Linked DNA regions of Homo sapiens: region 1 is linked to region 2. The links are chromatin loops, found by intact Hi-C in ENCODE. Cell type or tissue: B cell. All regions are shown on one strand.

Region 1 (8,000 bases), 230 kb after region 2:
CCTCGTGATCCACCTGCCTTGGCCTCCCAAAGTGCTGGGATTACAGGTGTGAGCCACCACGCCCAGCCTGGTTTTGTATTTTCATTTAATCTGGGTGGAATTAATTTTGGTATGTTCTATGAATTACAGTTCAATCAATTTCTCTCAAATAATTAACCTGTTATCTTAGCATCATTAAACAATGTGATTTCTGCTGTGAGAAACTGTTGTATTGCTTCCTCTGAATTGGGAAAGAGGATGTGTGTGGTAAGTGTGTAAAGAGATATTCTATCATGTATTAGCATTTAGCCAAGTCCCTGATCTTTTCTTTGATGACTTGGTGGCCATAATTTCTGAGTATACTAGGTTGTATACATTTGCCTTCTTAGTCTCTTTTAGTCCTAAAAGAGGTATTTACCTTAGAAAGTGGCTTTCACTAGTTTTCCTCAAAGATTGTGAATTCTGTTTTGTGGATGACCTGTTTTTAACCATAGCCTATGTACTGTCACCAAATATGCTTTTCTGCTGCTTCATTTTGTCAACTGATAATTGCTCTGAAATTATAAACTAATAATTGTTTCAGCAGTATAAAAATAGACTACAGTGTATACTTACTGTCCATTTAATACTACAGATTCCAAAGCTGTATGACATTTTTGTTTTCTACTGTTATGTTCTTTGTGCTCTAGCCCTTCTCTGATATGTGGATAATTTAGAGGCAATGATAGTATTTAATATGCCCGATTTTTTCTTTAAGGCAAGAAATTGTTTTTTTTTTTTTTTTTTTGTGATGGAGTCTCGCTCTGTCACCCAGGTTGGAGTGCAGTGGCACGATCTCGGCTCACTGCAACCTCCGTCTCCTGGGTTCAAGTGATTCTCCTGCCTCAGCCTCCTGAGTAGCTGGGATTACAGGTGCCTGCCACCACGACTGACTAATTTTTGTATTTTTAGTAGAGACAGTGTTTCACCACGTTGGCCAGGCTGGTCTTGAACTCCTGATCTCAGGTGATCTGCCCGCTTTGACCTCCCAAAGTGCTGGGACTTCAGGTGTGAGCCACCACGCCCAGCCAAGAAATTGATTTTTTTTAGTTAATAATGTTTACCAAGTATTGTAGTTGGGTGAAGTCTTCAAGCTTAAAAGTAAACCTCCAGCATGTTATTACCTAAGGAATTTGTGTCAAGGCTGATTGAACCTGAATCTCTTAAATGCTTTGTTTTTGTAGAGAGGAAAATATGATGTTCCCAAGTGGCTCTCTCCCAGTAGCATTCTGCTTCTTCAACAAATGCTGCAGGTAAACTTTATTTTTAAATAATAGAAGTCTATTGTAATTGTTTGGTTCAACTTTTAAGATATCTGTGGTGCTACATCATTTCCTATTAGCTTGAAAAAAATCCCACTCATATCTACCTTGAAAATATCCTCTATTAGATCCTTTCTTAATTATGTTGTAAACCTAGTTTATTTTAGACACCTACCATATGTTATAGCTGGTATGGTTTTTCTTACTTTGCGAATTTTCTGTTTTCTCTAACTAGTTCTTGTTCCACTCTCTTTTATTCCAAAATTATTGATTGATTGATTGATTGATGGAGATAGAGTCTCACTCCTTAGAAGACCCTCAGGTTGGAGTGCAGTGGCGTGATCTTGGCTCACTGCAACCTTCGCCTTCTGGGTTCAAGTGCTTTTTCTGCTTCTGCCTTCCGAGTAGGTGGGATTACAGGTGTGAACCACCATGCCTGGCTAATTTTTGTATTTTTAGTAGAGACAGAGTTTTCCCATGTTGGCCAGGCTGGTCTCGAACTCCTGACCTCAAGGTATCTGCCTGCCTCAGCCTTCCAAAGTGCTGGGATTATAGGCGTGAGCCTCTACACCTGGCCCCAGCTCTTTTTTTTTTTTTTTTTTATTTAGATGGAGTCTCCCTCTGTTGCCCAGGCTGGAGTGCAGTGGCGTGATCTTGGCTCACTGCAACCTTTGCCTCCCAGGTTCAAGTAATTCTCCTGCCTCAGCCTCCTGAGTAGCTAGTACTACAGGCGTGTGCCACTATGCCTGGCTAGTTTTTGTATTTTTAGTAGAGACGAGGTTTCACTATGTTAGCCAGGCTGGTCTCGAACTCCTGACCTCACGTTTTCTGCCTGCCTCGACCTCTCAAAATCCAAAGTGCTGGGATTACAGGTGTGAGCCACTGGCTTTTGTTTTTTTGAGACAGAGTTTTGCTTTGTTGCTCAGGCTGGAGTGCAACGGTGCGATCTTGGCTCACCACAACCTCCGCTTCCTGGGTTCCCAGGTTCAAGTGGTTCTCGTGCCTCAGCCTCCCAAGTAGCTGGGATTACAGGCATGTGCCACCATTCCTGGCCAATTTTTGTACTTTTAGTAGAGATGGGGTTTCACCATGTTGTCCAGGCTGGTCTTGAACTTCTGACCTCAGGTGATCCACCCGCCTTGGCCTCCCAAAGTACTGGGATTACAGGTGTGAGCCACCGCACCCAGCCTGGCCTCTTTTTTTAAAAAAAAATTTTATAGACAGGGTTTTACTCTGTCGCCCAGGCTGGAGTGCAGTCATATGATCTTGGCCCACTACAGCCTTGACCCCCAGGCTCAAGTGTTAGTTCTACTTCAGCCTCCCAAGTAACTGGGACCACTGGTATACACCACCACACCTGACTAATTTTTTGTGTTCTTTCTTTAGTTTTCTTTTTTTTTTGGTTGTTTTTAAATTTTATTTATCACTTCATTCCTTATAATTACTTTCAGCAAACTGTATTTTTTGTAGAGATGGGGTTTCGCTACGTTGCCCAGGCTGGTTTCGAACTCCTGAGCTCAAGCGTTCTGCCTGTCTTGATCTCCCAAAGTGCTGGGATTACAGGTATGAGCCACGGCATCCCGCCTTTTCCCAACTCTTGCTCATTAAGTATGTTAGTAGATACTGAATAAATACTTGAATGAGTTGATGTACTATTGAATGGGCCCTGTTACCTAGTGCAGTGGTTCTCAAACTTCAGCAGATATCAAAATTACCCCGGGCTTGTTAAAATACAGATTGCTGGCCTCCAGCCCCAGAGTGTGTAATTCAATAGATCTGAGGCAGGACTGAAATTTTGCATTTCTAACAAGCTCCCAGAAGATGCTGATGCTGCAGGTCTTGGGGCCACACTTTGAGAACCACAGATTTATTGGAATGAGCCTCTGAGGGTGAAAGATAGGAGTGCTGAAGCCTAGGTAAGCACTCTACCAATTAATCAATGTATCACCTAATCTGATCTATAAAATGGGGGTTCTGAGCCTGGCCTCACTGCTATGTAGTGTTATAAGGACAAAATGAGATTGATAGGAAACACTTTGAAAATATGAGTATCTTCTTAGTGCAATTTTTTTTTCATTATGTATTCAGAATATCTTCTGGTTTTTTCATCTATTAAGTCATCTCCATCTTTTATTCAAAATTTACCTCAGGCTCACTCACCTTGATTAAGTAGGGCCAGACCACCAAATCTCCGTAATGAGATTGAAAATGCCTTACTCTTTCTTCTAGACTCCAAAATAACGTTAATCTTTGTTGATTAATTTTTCTCTCCTTACATTTGAAAATTACAAATGGAAAGGTGTGCTTTTCAACTTGTTCTGTGTGATTGTAAGCTCATTGGAGGTAGAGATTGCATATTCAGTATGAATGCCCTGCATTGTGGCTGCTTGAATGTTTAATTGGTGAATATTTCCCGTGAATAGGTTTTCCAGCAAAAGACTATTACATCATACAATAGATTGAACTTCACGAATAATGTCCATACCAATGAAGTTCATGTTTGTTAAACATTTATCTTCTAAGCCTGTGTTGGTTGCTATAGTTTTCTTGCCTCTGTTGCCTTTTTAAAAGAATTTCTTCCAAGGCCATTTTAAAGTCTTTGACAGCATTTTTGTGATGATAAAGTTTACATCTGTTCTGATGCATTTTTAGTTTTCAGGAGGAAAGGTGTTCTATGTTCTCTATTTGAAATGTTAATCTCTAGCTACTTTTTAATGGCCACTAGGTGGACCCAAAGAAACGGATTTCTATGAAAAATCTATTGAACCATCCCTGGATCATGCAAGATTACAACTATCCTGTTGAGTGGCAAAGCAAGAATCCTGTAAGTAAAATGAAATCCAGTAGAATTTTTTTTTGACTTTGTGTGGTCTTTGGGTGAATTCAGAACCTACAATGATGTGGTCTAAATATACAAGAAAATATATTAATCAGATTGGTGTTTGGGAGACTTGTAACCTAATGGACAGTGGTTCCTTAACCCCATCTGCAAATGAGAATTACCTGGGACCTTAAAAAGAAATGCCTGCTCCCCATCCCAGAACACTTAATGGGAGTTTTTAAAAGCTCCCAGGTGTTTCTCATGTGCAGTCAGTCACAGTGCTCTGGGAATCTTGGACAAGTTACTTAACTTTGCAGAACCTATTTATTCATCTGTAAAAAGTAGGTTAAACCAGTTCTACTTCCCAGAGAAGTTATGAGGGTACAGTAGTTCTCAAACTTTTTAGTTTGAGGATCCCTTTATACTCTTAATATTTATTTATTCATTAAAAACTAATATGATAAAACTATTGCATATTAACACAAATATTTTTATGAAGAATAACCATTTACAAAATAAATTTAGCAAAAAGAATGACATTGTTTTACAACTTTGCAAATTTCTTTAAAGTCTGGCTTAATAGAAGACACCTGTATAGCCACCTGCTTCTGTGTTCAGTCTGTTTTGATAGGTTGTTTTGATTGAAGCCAAGGAATAAAATGCAGCCTCACACAGATATGCAATAGGAAAAGGAAGAAAAATTCTAATAGCCATTCAGACAGTTTCTGATAGCCCATTAAAACTTGACAAATGGTAGTTTCTTAAAGGGTAATTGCATGTGGAATCTGAAGCCATATCAATGAAATTTTGTACTGTATTCCATAAAATCCATTGTTCTGTCCATTGGATCTTTTCCTCACATAACATGATGCATTGGTTATTTGGAAAACACTGGTTTGCTGAGTTATGCAAATCTTCCAAACGTTAACACATTTCGTTATACAACATTAAATCACATTCCTTAAAATCACTACTGATCTCAGTAGAAAAGTCTTTAACTATTGGAAAGCACTCAAGATCATGGTGGCAAATAAAAGTTTTCTAAATTCTAATTTTTGCTTAAAAGCTAAAATTCTATCATTGACAACAAATATGTCATTCTCCTTGAACTGACAAATTCCCTTGGTTCATTTTTGAGAAAATGTCTGCTGAACATTTAAGTCTAAATAACTATAGTTAGTCCGTGTTCTTTCTCATCAAAATGGTGTTCTTTGAAAAAAATGGCTAATTAGGCCAGGCACGGTGGCTCACACCTGTAATCCCAGCACTTTGGGAGGCTGAGGCAGGCGTATTACTTGAGGTCAGGAGTTCCAGACCAGCCTGGCCAACATGGTAAAACCCCATCTTTACTAAAAATGCAAAAAATTAGCTGGCATGGTAGTGCCTATAATCCCAGGTTCTCAGGAGGCTGAGGCAGAAGAATTGCTTGAACTCGGGAGGCAGAGGTTGCAGTGAGCTAAGAGCGCCACCGCACTCCAGCCTTGGGTGACAGAGCGAGACTCTGTTTCAAAAAGAAAAGAGGCTGGGTGCAGTGGCTCACATCTGTAATCCCAGCACTTTGGGATCCCAGGCGGGTAGATTATGAGGTCAGGAGTTCGAGACCAGCCTGACCAATATGGTGAAACTCTGTCTCTACTAAAAATACAAAAATTAGCTGGGCGTGGTGGCACACACCTGTAATCCCAGCTACTCAGGAGGCTGAGGCAGGAGAATAGCTTGAACCCGGGAGGAGAGTGAGACTCCATCTCAAAAGAAAAAGAAAAAGAAAAAAATGGCTAATTGAGCTCATAATTCAGTCATACAGGTGCTTTTCCTCGAGACAGCTATCAAACTTTGGTATTGTAGAAGTACATTATGCTACTTCCTATTTAGTCACACAGAGTATTAAAAACGTACTCAGAAATGTAATAAAATTAATATATTTTACTGGTTTATCAAGGAAATTCTTAATTGAAACTGGCTTCTTTTCGAACTATGGGTATATGACAAAGAATACAATATTTTAGTACAGTTTGGTGCCACTGCATTGATTCATACTAAGGTGCCAGCAATTTATTTATTTAATTTTAATTTTTTTTTTTTTGAGTGGGAATCTCGCTATTATCGCCCAGACGGGAGTGCAATGGCACGATCTTGGCTGACTACAACCTCCGCCTCCCAGTTTCAAGCAATTCTCCTGCCTCAGCCACCCGATTAGTTGGGATTACAGCCGCCTGCTACAACGTTTGGCTAATTTTTGTATTTTTAGTAGAGATGGGATTTCACCATGTTGGCCAGGCTGGTCTTGAACTCCTGACCTCAGGTGGTCCGCCTGCCTTGGCCTCCCAAAATGCTGAGATTACAGGCATGAGCCACTGCACCTAGCTGCCAGCAATTTTATCACTGCATTTGTACCATCCATACAAATGTCAACACTTTGAAAAATGAAAAATAATATTATTATAAAAATAGTTTGACCTTGGAGACTCTCAGGCATCTGCAGACCGTGCTTTGAGAACTGGTCTAATATGCGTATATGTAAAAAAACATAAACAACACCAAGTGTTATTTAAGTTTAAACAATTTAAAAAATACTATTTCTACATTGTTTTTAAAAAATGCTTTTTTTTTTTTTTTTGAGATGGAGTCTCGCTCTGATGCCCAGGCTGGAGTGCAATGGCGCAGTCTCAGCTCACCACAACCTCCGCCTCCTGGGTTCAAGTGATTCTCTTGCCTCAGACTCCCGAGTAGCTGGGACTACAGGCATGTGCCACCATGCCTGGCTAATTTTTATATTTTTAGTAGAGACGGGGTTTCACTGTGTTGGCCAGGCTGGTCTTGAACTCCTGACCTGCCTGCCCTGGCCTCTCAAAGTGCTGGGATTACAGGCGTGAGCCACTGTGCCTGGCCTTAAAAATGCTTTTTTTCAAACAAATGGCCACTTGGTAAAAATGTGGATATTACTATAGGACTTGGATATTTTGTGTATTAGTTATTGCTGCATTAAAAACTACCCTGAAATTTAGTGGCTTAAAACAATAATTTGGCTGGGCACGGTGGCTCACGCCTGTAATCCTAGCACTTTGGGAGGCCGAGGCAGGTGGATCACCTGAGGTTGGGAGTTTGAGACCAGCCTGACCAACATGGAGAAACCCGTTTCTAGTAAAAATACAAAATCAGCTGGGCGTGGTGGTGCATGCCTGTAATCCCAACTACTCGGGAGGCTGAGGCAGGAGAATCACTTGAACCTGGGAGGCGGAGGTTGCAGTGAGCCAAGATTGCGCCATTGCACTCCAGCCTGGGCAACATGAGCGAAACTCCGCCTCAAAAAATAAATTAATTAAAAAAAAACAGTAATAATTTACAGTTCTGTGGACCAGATATTTGGGCTGGGTTCAGCTGGGCTGTTCTTATGTAGGCCTTACCTGGGGTCGTGGCTACAGTCATCTTGTAACTGGGCTGAATGGTCCAAGCCTCACTAGAAAGACTGGCTGTTTCCTGGGCCACATGTGTCCATCAGGCTAACCTGGACTTTTTTATGTAGCAACTGGATTTCTTTCTTTCTTTCTTTCTTTCTTTCTTTCTTTCTTTCTTTCTTTCTTTCTTTCTGTCTGTCTTTCTTTCTTTCTGTCTTTCTTTCTTTCTGTCTTTCTTGTCTTTCTTGTCTTTCTTGTCTTTCTTACCGAGTCTCACTCTGTCACCCAGGCTGGAGCAGTGGCACGATCTCTGCTCACTGCAAGCTCTGCCTCCCGGGTTCATGCCATTCCCCTCCCTCGGCCTCCCGAGTAGCTGGGACTACAGGTGCCTGCCACCACCCGGCTAATTTTTTGTGTTTTTGGTAGAGACGGGGTTTCACCATGGTAGCCAGGATGGTCTCGATCTCCTGACCTTGTTATCCGCCTGCCTCGGCCTCCCAAAGT
Region 2 (8,000 bases):
ACCTTTTGTGAGGCAAGCTTCCTGAAACCTCTCAAATGGTTACGATCTTCAACAATGCTGTCACAACCCCAGGTTGGATAGTTTTAAATTTCTTCTTCTTTTTTTATTTTTTTTGTATTTTGAGACACGGTGCTCTGTCGCCCAGGCTGGAGTGCAATGGCTGGATCACATCTCACTGCAGTCTCAAACTCCTGGGCTCAGGCAATCCAGGCTAAATTTTTAATTTTCTGTAGAGGCAGGTCTCACTATGTTGCCCAGGCTGGTCTCTAACTCCTGGGCTCAAGCAGTCCTCCCATATTGGCCTCCCAGAATGCTGGGATTACAGGTGTGAACTACCATGCACAGCCTCTAATTTATTTCTTAACCAGAAAATCTTAAGCCATGCAAGTAAACACCCAAAGAGCAGGCAGGCTTTTAAAGTGGTGGGCCACCTTTGACACCTAATGTGGCAGGGGCTAAAGTTATACCAGAGCAGTCACTTAACTACAGTCAAGCTAAAATTTTATTTGGTGTCTGTCCACAAAGGTGGAAAGTCCCACTGCAGAACTAATAGAACTTTCTGCAATGACAAAAATATTCTACATCTGCCCCATCGAAAAGGCTGCCACTAGCTAGTGACATGTAGCTACTGAGCACTTGAAATGTGGCTAGTCCAATTAATGAATTGTCCAGGATCAGTTTTTAAAGCCACACAGGGCTACGGGACAGTACAGCATTTGTAAGAAAAGGTGCTTTTGGCAAGAGCTTTTTGAGAATTCTGACTCTGAGGCTCCCTTTAAAAAACTGGTTTTCTTGACAAGTGAAAATTGTGAATGACTACTGTTATTCCAGAGCTACCCAAGTCATTTGAGTCCCTTCAATTTTAAAATAAAAATATATCAAAACATTGCTTACTGAACAGGAAAATGCTGAAGTTCCTTCAGATGGTTCTGGTAGTTATTCAATGAGATTGTTTACTCTGGTGTTCTGCCATTCTAATACATGGGAATAACAGCAGCCACTATACAAAAACTGCATAGGATTTTAGAACTGATCACCTAGTGAACAAATTCAGCCTATTCTTCAATGCTAAATCTCACCCACTTTTCACCTTTTAAAGAATGTGACTCTACAAATTCTCTTTTATACCATCATGTTTTTCTCTTTATTGGATTATTCCTAACAGAACACAAAAACACACCATTAATTTCTCCCATCTTTAAATCTTTATAGTTAATGGTTTCAGGTTTGTGTTTCTAGTTGCTGTCATTATCCTGTTTAAGAAATATTTCCCTTCACATGGGTCATAAAGACATTCACCTATATTATTTCCTTAGAATTTTTATTATTTTCTCTTTTCCATTTGGATCTACACATCACCTGCAATTGATTTTTGGTGTTGGTGAGGAGGGAATCAAGTGCCCTCTTCCCCATACGGACATCTACTTGACACAGCATCATATACTGAAAAAGACTTGCCAACTGCTCCTTTGTTTAAAAAACTGTGGCCACATATGCATGAGTTTGTTTCTGGGTTCAGTAGTCTGTTGCACTGTTCTCTTTATCCCTGTGCTGATCCACACCATCGTCATTACTGCAGCTTTATAAGACTTCCTTTCATCTGTTACAGCAGGTTATCCTTCAGAGTGTCTACATTATCTCTGGCCTTTTAAATTTCCATAGGAATTTTAGAATCAAATTATTTCAAAAGAAGGAAAGAAAAAAAGACAAGGAAAAAGGTGAAATTGCTGGGATTTTCTTGGGCTGCATTAGATCTAGAAATGAGTTAAGGAATATAGGAAGATTAAATATTGTAAAGATAGCAATCTATAAGCTATTTACTTGAGTCTTTAATTCTTTCAATAATGCTTTATAGTTTTCTATCAAGGTCTTGCATATTTTAGTTCTTAGGTTTATTCTAGGTTTGTTAATATAATTCAATTATTAATTCTAATAGTTTATCTCAGTTCTTTTGAGTTTTCTATACAAACAATTCTGTTTATATCCTTGTCTACTTGGCAGAAAATACTGGCTGTTCCATTTCTTTCTTTCCAACATATACTCATTTTCTTGTCTTAGTGCACTGGCAACGACCTCTAGTACAGTGCTAACCAGACAGCTTTGTTTTATTCCAAACCTCAACTGAAAAACTGTCGACATTTAAGTACGGTGTTTGTAGTTTTGTTTTTTTTTAAGACCCCTTTAGAAAATTAAAGGAGTTCTCTGCCATTTCTAATATATTAAAAATTTATACATGGGCCAGGTGCAGTGGCTCACACCTGCAATCCCAGCACTTTAGGAGGTCGAGGTAGGCAGATCACCTGAGGTCAGGAGACCAGCCTGGCCAACATGGTGAAACGCCATCTCTACTAAAAACTACAAAAAATTAGCCAGGCATGGTGGCACGTGGCTGTACTCCTAGCTACTTGGGATGCTGAGGCAGGAGAATCACTTGAACCCAGGAGGCGGAGGTTGCAGTGAGCTGAAATCGTGCCTTTGCACTGCAGCCTGGGCAACAGAGAGAGACTCTGTCTCTTAAAAAAAAAAATTCATAAATGGATGTTTGATTTTATGAAAAACTTCTGTATCTACAAGTTAATCATATGACTTTTCTGTTAATATGTGAATTTGATTGGTTTGGGGGTGTTAGGAATTCACATTTCTAATCAGCCCATTTTAGGCTTACTGTATTGCTCTAAATGGTTGATTTGGTTTGTTTAGAATTTTTGCTTCTGTGTTGAGTGAGTTTACCTGTAATTTTCCATGTTTATAATGTCCCTATCAAGTTTTGTTACAAAGACTTATGCTAGCTTCAGAAAATGAATCAGGGAGTACTGGCTTGCTTTCTATTCTCTAGAAGTGTTTCTTTAAGACTGGTGTTAACGCCTTCTTTAAATGTTTGGGAAAATTTGCTGGTTGGCTAACTGGACTTGGAGTTAAATTTCCTTAGATGTCCTGTTTTTTCTTTATTTCTAACTAAGGCAAAACAACTGTAATCTTAGGATATATATATAAGAAAGATCTCATTCTGAAATTCACTATCTGCTTCTAGAAAACCATTTCCCAATCTTGTGAATTTGAAGGGTACCGTTGCTACAAATACATTTTAAAACACACTAAACAATAATCATAAACAAATTTAAATAAGTGCTAGTTAATAGTCTGTCAAATGGTAAATATACAGTTTATTTTTGTGACCAGTTTTGCATTTCTAGACATCAAGGAATATCTAAAATAATGGTTATCTGAAGGATCTTTTTACAAAAAAGTTGACTATGAGGTTACAGGCTGTCCTCCTTATCCCTCTACACACTTGTATCATAACACCTTACAGCGTTTATCAAATATCTGTTTCCTCCTGTTAAACTGTAAGCTCCTCAAGTCTCAGTTCTGCTTTGTTTGTATATCACTGACACCGATGTTGGGGGGAAGAATGGATGACGGAAAATGCACAAAAATGGAAAGAGGACCATCTCCTATTTTAAGGCATTGAAAGGCATGATTCAACAGCTACAGGTAAAGAACCACTTGTCCAAATGCTGAAGAACCATTCACATGGAAGGAAATGTCAAAGGAGGTGCTGGGGTAAAGAATGGCTTACCTGCTGGAAGTTCTGGACCTCTACTAATGAGAAGGCAGTTCCTCATTGGTTAACACTGTCAGTACTGTTCTGCCATCACATCCACATCCAAGTATCCCTACTATAATCTCACTCCAACAACCTCAATCTCTATTGCCGAGTTAGTGGCCTCTCCTGTGTGTTCTAAAATAGCATTAATCATTCTGCCTTCCAACTTTGTATTTACTTGACACTTCTGCCCAATAAATAGTAAACTTCTTGAAGCCAAGGACTAAGTCTTACCAAATCTGGCAAGGGGTTAGCACATACCATGTGCTTAATAAATAGTTCTGTTAATGATATGTAAATATTTCACAGCAGTGGCTGATTCTACGTTTCTCGCTTGGTAAATTCCCAAGGAGAAATGAAGCACAGGAACAACAGAAAGCGGGCAGTGAAAAGAGAGGAAAAGGGATGCAGAAAAAATAAATTTCAAAATCTTCCCTGAAGCTAGCTTTGCTGTCATCCCTAAGTTTCCTTTCTTCCTCCAAAACCAGCTAAAAGGACTGAATAACATAAAGCTGCACTGGGCCGGGCGCGGTGGCTCACGCCTGTAATCCCAGCACTTTGAGAGGCCAAGGCGGGCAGATCATTTGAGCTCAGGAGTTTGAGATTAGCCTGGACAGCATGATGAAACCCCATCTCCACCAAAAATACAAAAAAAACCCAAAAAACAAAAGATAAAGCTGCACTGAGGGAAAAGGCATATTGGCTGAACAGCATTTAGCCTACGCAGTATCTACAAGCATGCTACAACTTGATCTACTACTGCAAAACAATCAGCATAAGCAGTTTCACCCAGAAATGTTAACACAAATCAAAGTAGAAAAAGTTAATTAGTAGCAGCTGCCGGCTATAGCAGCTAGAGACCAGAAGAGGGCAGCAAAGGCTCACCCAAATCGAAGTCCACTGAAAGCCTCCCATATTATATAGCCACTTATCCAGCTTTGAGGTGAAGAGTTAGTCAGGTGGCTGTTTCCACAGTGCAGGTGAGAGATGACTTGGACTGAACCATGGTAGCTGGAATGACAGAGGGCAAGCTCATGGTAGTGAAGGTGTGAAGGGGCTAAAGCAGGTGGACAGTGAAAAGGCATCGGCCAGGAAGGAGTTCAAATGAAGAAACCTAAGTGCCTAGGACAGCCAAGTCAGAAGCAGAAAAACAGAGACCTATACCAATCAGAAGTGGAGACCCAAGGGCACAAATAAAGCATACACTGCACATCACAGCATATTCAACCTCTAGAACAGGGTAACCAGGCAGGAGCTGACCCTGAGGCAACAGGCCTCCACTAGATGGCCTGCTGTAACCTATACTCTTTGAAGCCACACTCTTGCTTGTTCTGTTCCGGAGAACAGACAGCACCTTGAGCTCAACTGTATGCTCCAGCAGCTTCATCTCAGGGGCAATCATATTCTGGCACTACAGTTTTTACCAAATCCAATGGAGACCCAGAGCACAAAAAAAAGTTAGCCACATACAGATCTAGGTTATTCTTTTCAACAAAGCCAATTCTTTCTTTGTTAGGGAGGAACCATCTCTGTATTTTTTTTAAATCCTGTATTACATTTAGGTTGTTCTCAGTGTTTTGCTATTACAAAGCTATTATTAATATTCTTGTACATACATATAGTTTGGCAAGCATTTGAAAATATATCCATAAAAGTACATTTCTAGAAGTAGAATTGCTGGTTCAAACAGTATGTGAATTTTCTTAAAATTTCAAGATATATTGCTACACTGCCTCCTAAAAGGCAGCATCAATTTTTTTAATTTTTTGAAACCTGTCACCCAGGTTGAGGTGCAGTGTCATGATCACAGCTCACTGCCCCCTTGAATTCCTGGGGGCTCAAGTGATCCTCCCGCCTCAGTGCTGAGTAGCTGGGACTACAGGCATACACCACCACAACAGACTTAATTTTTTTTTTTTTTTTTTGTAGAGACTAGGTTTCACCATGTTGCCAAGGCTGGCAATTTTTATTCAAAGCAAAGCTAACTGATCACAGTTTGGAGTTGACCCTGGAGGGGAATCAGTAGTTTTCAGGGTACTCCCTGAGGAAAGATAGGCTAGCCCTATGGACAGCAGTACGCCAAGCATCAGGAAGAGAGAAGCCCTGAGCAGAACTTGGACCAGTATACTTTTAGTGAAGCCATATTTCATATGCAGCTTTAAGTTCTCTTTGTTCTGATGCCCTTCTGTTAAATCCTTTATTAAATATTAATAGCCTAGGAACTAGGCCCAAACTATAATCTAGGAGCTGGGCCTAAACTTGAGCCAAAGTGACACCAGTGAGAACACCTTAGGGAAGCTGGTGACCAATGGGCCATGGGTCAAAGGACTGGCTGGAAGGACAAGCAGTTTACCCAGGAAGTCCCAGAAATACCTGGAGAGGAAAGCCAGACAAACTGTTCAACTGAATTTAAGAAAAGCAAGCGCTCAAATCATTAAGAATTGGGCATTAATGGAAAATGTGATCCCAAAAGCCAGTGAAATAAGGACTTAAATGGGTTATACTTACATAAGTGCTTCAAGAAAATAAATGATGTTATGCACATGGCCGGGTGTGGTGGTTCACCTCTGTAATACCAGCACTTTGGGAGGCAGAAGGGAGCGGATCACTTGAAGTCAGGAGTTCGAGGCCAGCCTGGCCAACATGGTAAAACCCTCTCTCTACTAAAAATACAAAAATTAGCCGAGTGTGGTGGTGAATGCTGGTAATCCCAGCTACTTGGGAGGCTGAAGCAGGGGAATCACTTGAACCTGAGAAGCAGAGGTTGTAGTGAGCCAAGATCACACCACTGCACTATAGCCTGGGTGACAGAGTGAGACTGTCTCCAAGAAAGAAAGAGAGAGAGAAAGGGAGGGAGGGAAGGAGGGAAGGAAGGATGGAAGGAAAGAAGGAAGGAAGGAAGGAAGGAAAGAAGGAAAGAAAGAAAGAAAAGAAAGAGAGAGAAAGAAAAAGAAAGAAAGAAAGAAAAAGAAAGAAAGAAAGAAAGAAAAAAAGAAAGAAGGCAGGCGGGCGGGCAACAGAAGCACAGCCAATTAGCTACTTTACTTTTGGGAAAGACCACGAAGAGAAGTCGCTGAAAACAGACATGGGAATCACAGTCTTAAGAAGTTTGAGATGCAAGAAACATTCGAATGCTGCAGACCAGACTGCCTGAACGTCTTACTATTTCCATTATGTTCAATGAGGAACACACTTTCTTTCCTCTAGGGAATTCTGGTGGAGCTCAAATACCTGTACAGTCAATAACTTGCTCTAGATGACACACACCCTGCTATAGAAGTCTAACATCTTGCATTCATGAAATGTGACCAGCTCACTAAAACTGCCAGTGTTTCCACTGATGATAGTTTTAGGATCCTAACACGAATGGTTTTGCACAGACATATGTGATACACGGTGCATCTCCACAAACCCTGTATCCTCCTGCCCGTGCCACATTCTACAGGCCCTCCAGACTTTAAGGAAAAGAAGGAAATATGTGGGCAGATTTCTAATTTGTACTACAAAACAAATCATAATATTAAGTAAATCTCTTAAGGCAGTACAACTCTTTGTAGAGTAAATATAAAATTTAAGCTTCCATAGGAAGCTTATTTATCTTCCCCTGGCTTGCTTGTTCCTGTTGCAATAGTGTCTTGTAAATAAAACAAAATAAACTTAGGAGATAATGACATTTTAAAGACCAACAAAATAATCTCCAATAACAACAATCTCAAAATACCTATCATTACATGGAATCTCTAATCAGATATTTTACAACAAAGCAAAGTGAGAATCTACTGAAAACACAGTGGGTCACATAATCATATACTAAATAAATTCCAGGTAGATAAGAAAGGATAATGTAAAATTATTAAAACTTTTAGAAAATACGGGTAAATATCTGAATGGAGACAGATTTCCTAAACCTAAAGGCAATGAAACACTACAAAAGAACATATCACAATAGATTTGTTCCTCAAATTATTTATTTATTTTTATTTTTGAAATGGAGTCTTGCTCTGTCGCCCAGGCTGGAGTGCAATGGCATGATCTCGGCTCACTGCAACCTCTGCCTCCTGGGTTCAAGCGATTCTCCTGCCTCAGCCTCCCGTGCAGCTGGGATTACAGGCGTCCACCACCATGCCTGGCTAATTTTTGTACTGTGAGAAGCCATGCCACCAGGAACAAAGGGAAATCTATGAAACCTGCTGGCAGATCTACAACATGGAAATGGCTAGCAAGATCAACTTCTTGATGTAAAAGAATCAGGCAGAACCGAGGCAGGAATGCTGAGGCCTGCGGATAAGACATCCAGTATGAAAACACCCAACCAGTTTTTGTCTCTATCTCTTTTCTTTCAACAACCCTATTTTCTATTACTATTCTCTAAAATAAATCAATCACGTTTCCA

Evidence for each region. Hi-C counts contacts between places; a loop is a spot of excess contacts. Peaks named below come from ENCODE experiments on the same cell type or tissue, not always from the same donor. Only the 100,000 strongest peaks of a DNase experiment are listed, where the experiment ranks them.
Region 1: a loop joins it to region 2, with 17 times the contacts of the local background. A loop is called at or near these places in 7 of 110 quality-filtered maps.

The regions. Positions count from the first base shown.
Region 1 is chr9:36,629,097-36,637,096 of GRCh38, forward strand. MELK (maternal embryonic leucine zipper kinase) reads left to right here. Exons shown (of 18, transcript NM_014791.4): 9 at 1,203-1,271; 10 at 4,006-4,104. Among named protein-coding and RNA genes, the nearest start is that of MELK, 60 kb to the left of the region's middle. In B cell, CTCF peaks have their summits at 3,967 (motif pointing right) and 4,166; a DNase peak (open chromatin) is centred at 4,015.
Region 2 is chr9:36,402,753-36,410,752 of GRCh38, forward strand. It overlaps LOC124902152 (a long non-coding RNA gene), which reads right to left. Exons shown (of 2, transcript XR_007061475.1): 1 at 1-8,000. It also overlaps a transcript of RNF38 not described here and the pseudogene MRPS21P4. Among named protein-coding and RNA genes, the nearest start is that of RNF38, 6.5 kb to the left of the region's middle. In B cell, CTCF peaks have their summits at 4,468 (motif pointing right) and 4,667; a DNase peak (open chromatin) is centred at 4,499; H3K27ac peaks cover 1,684 bases.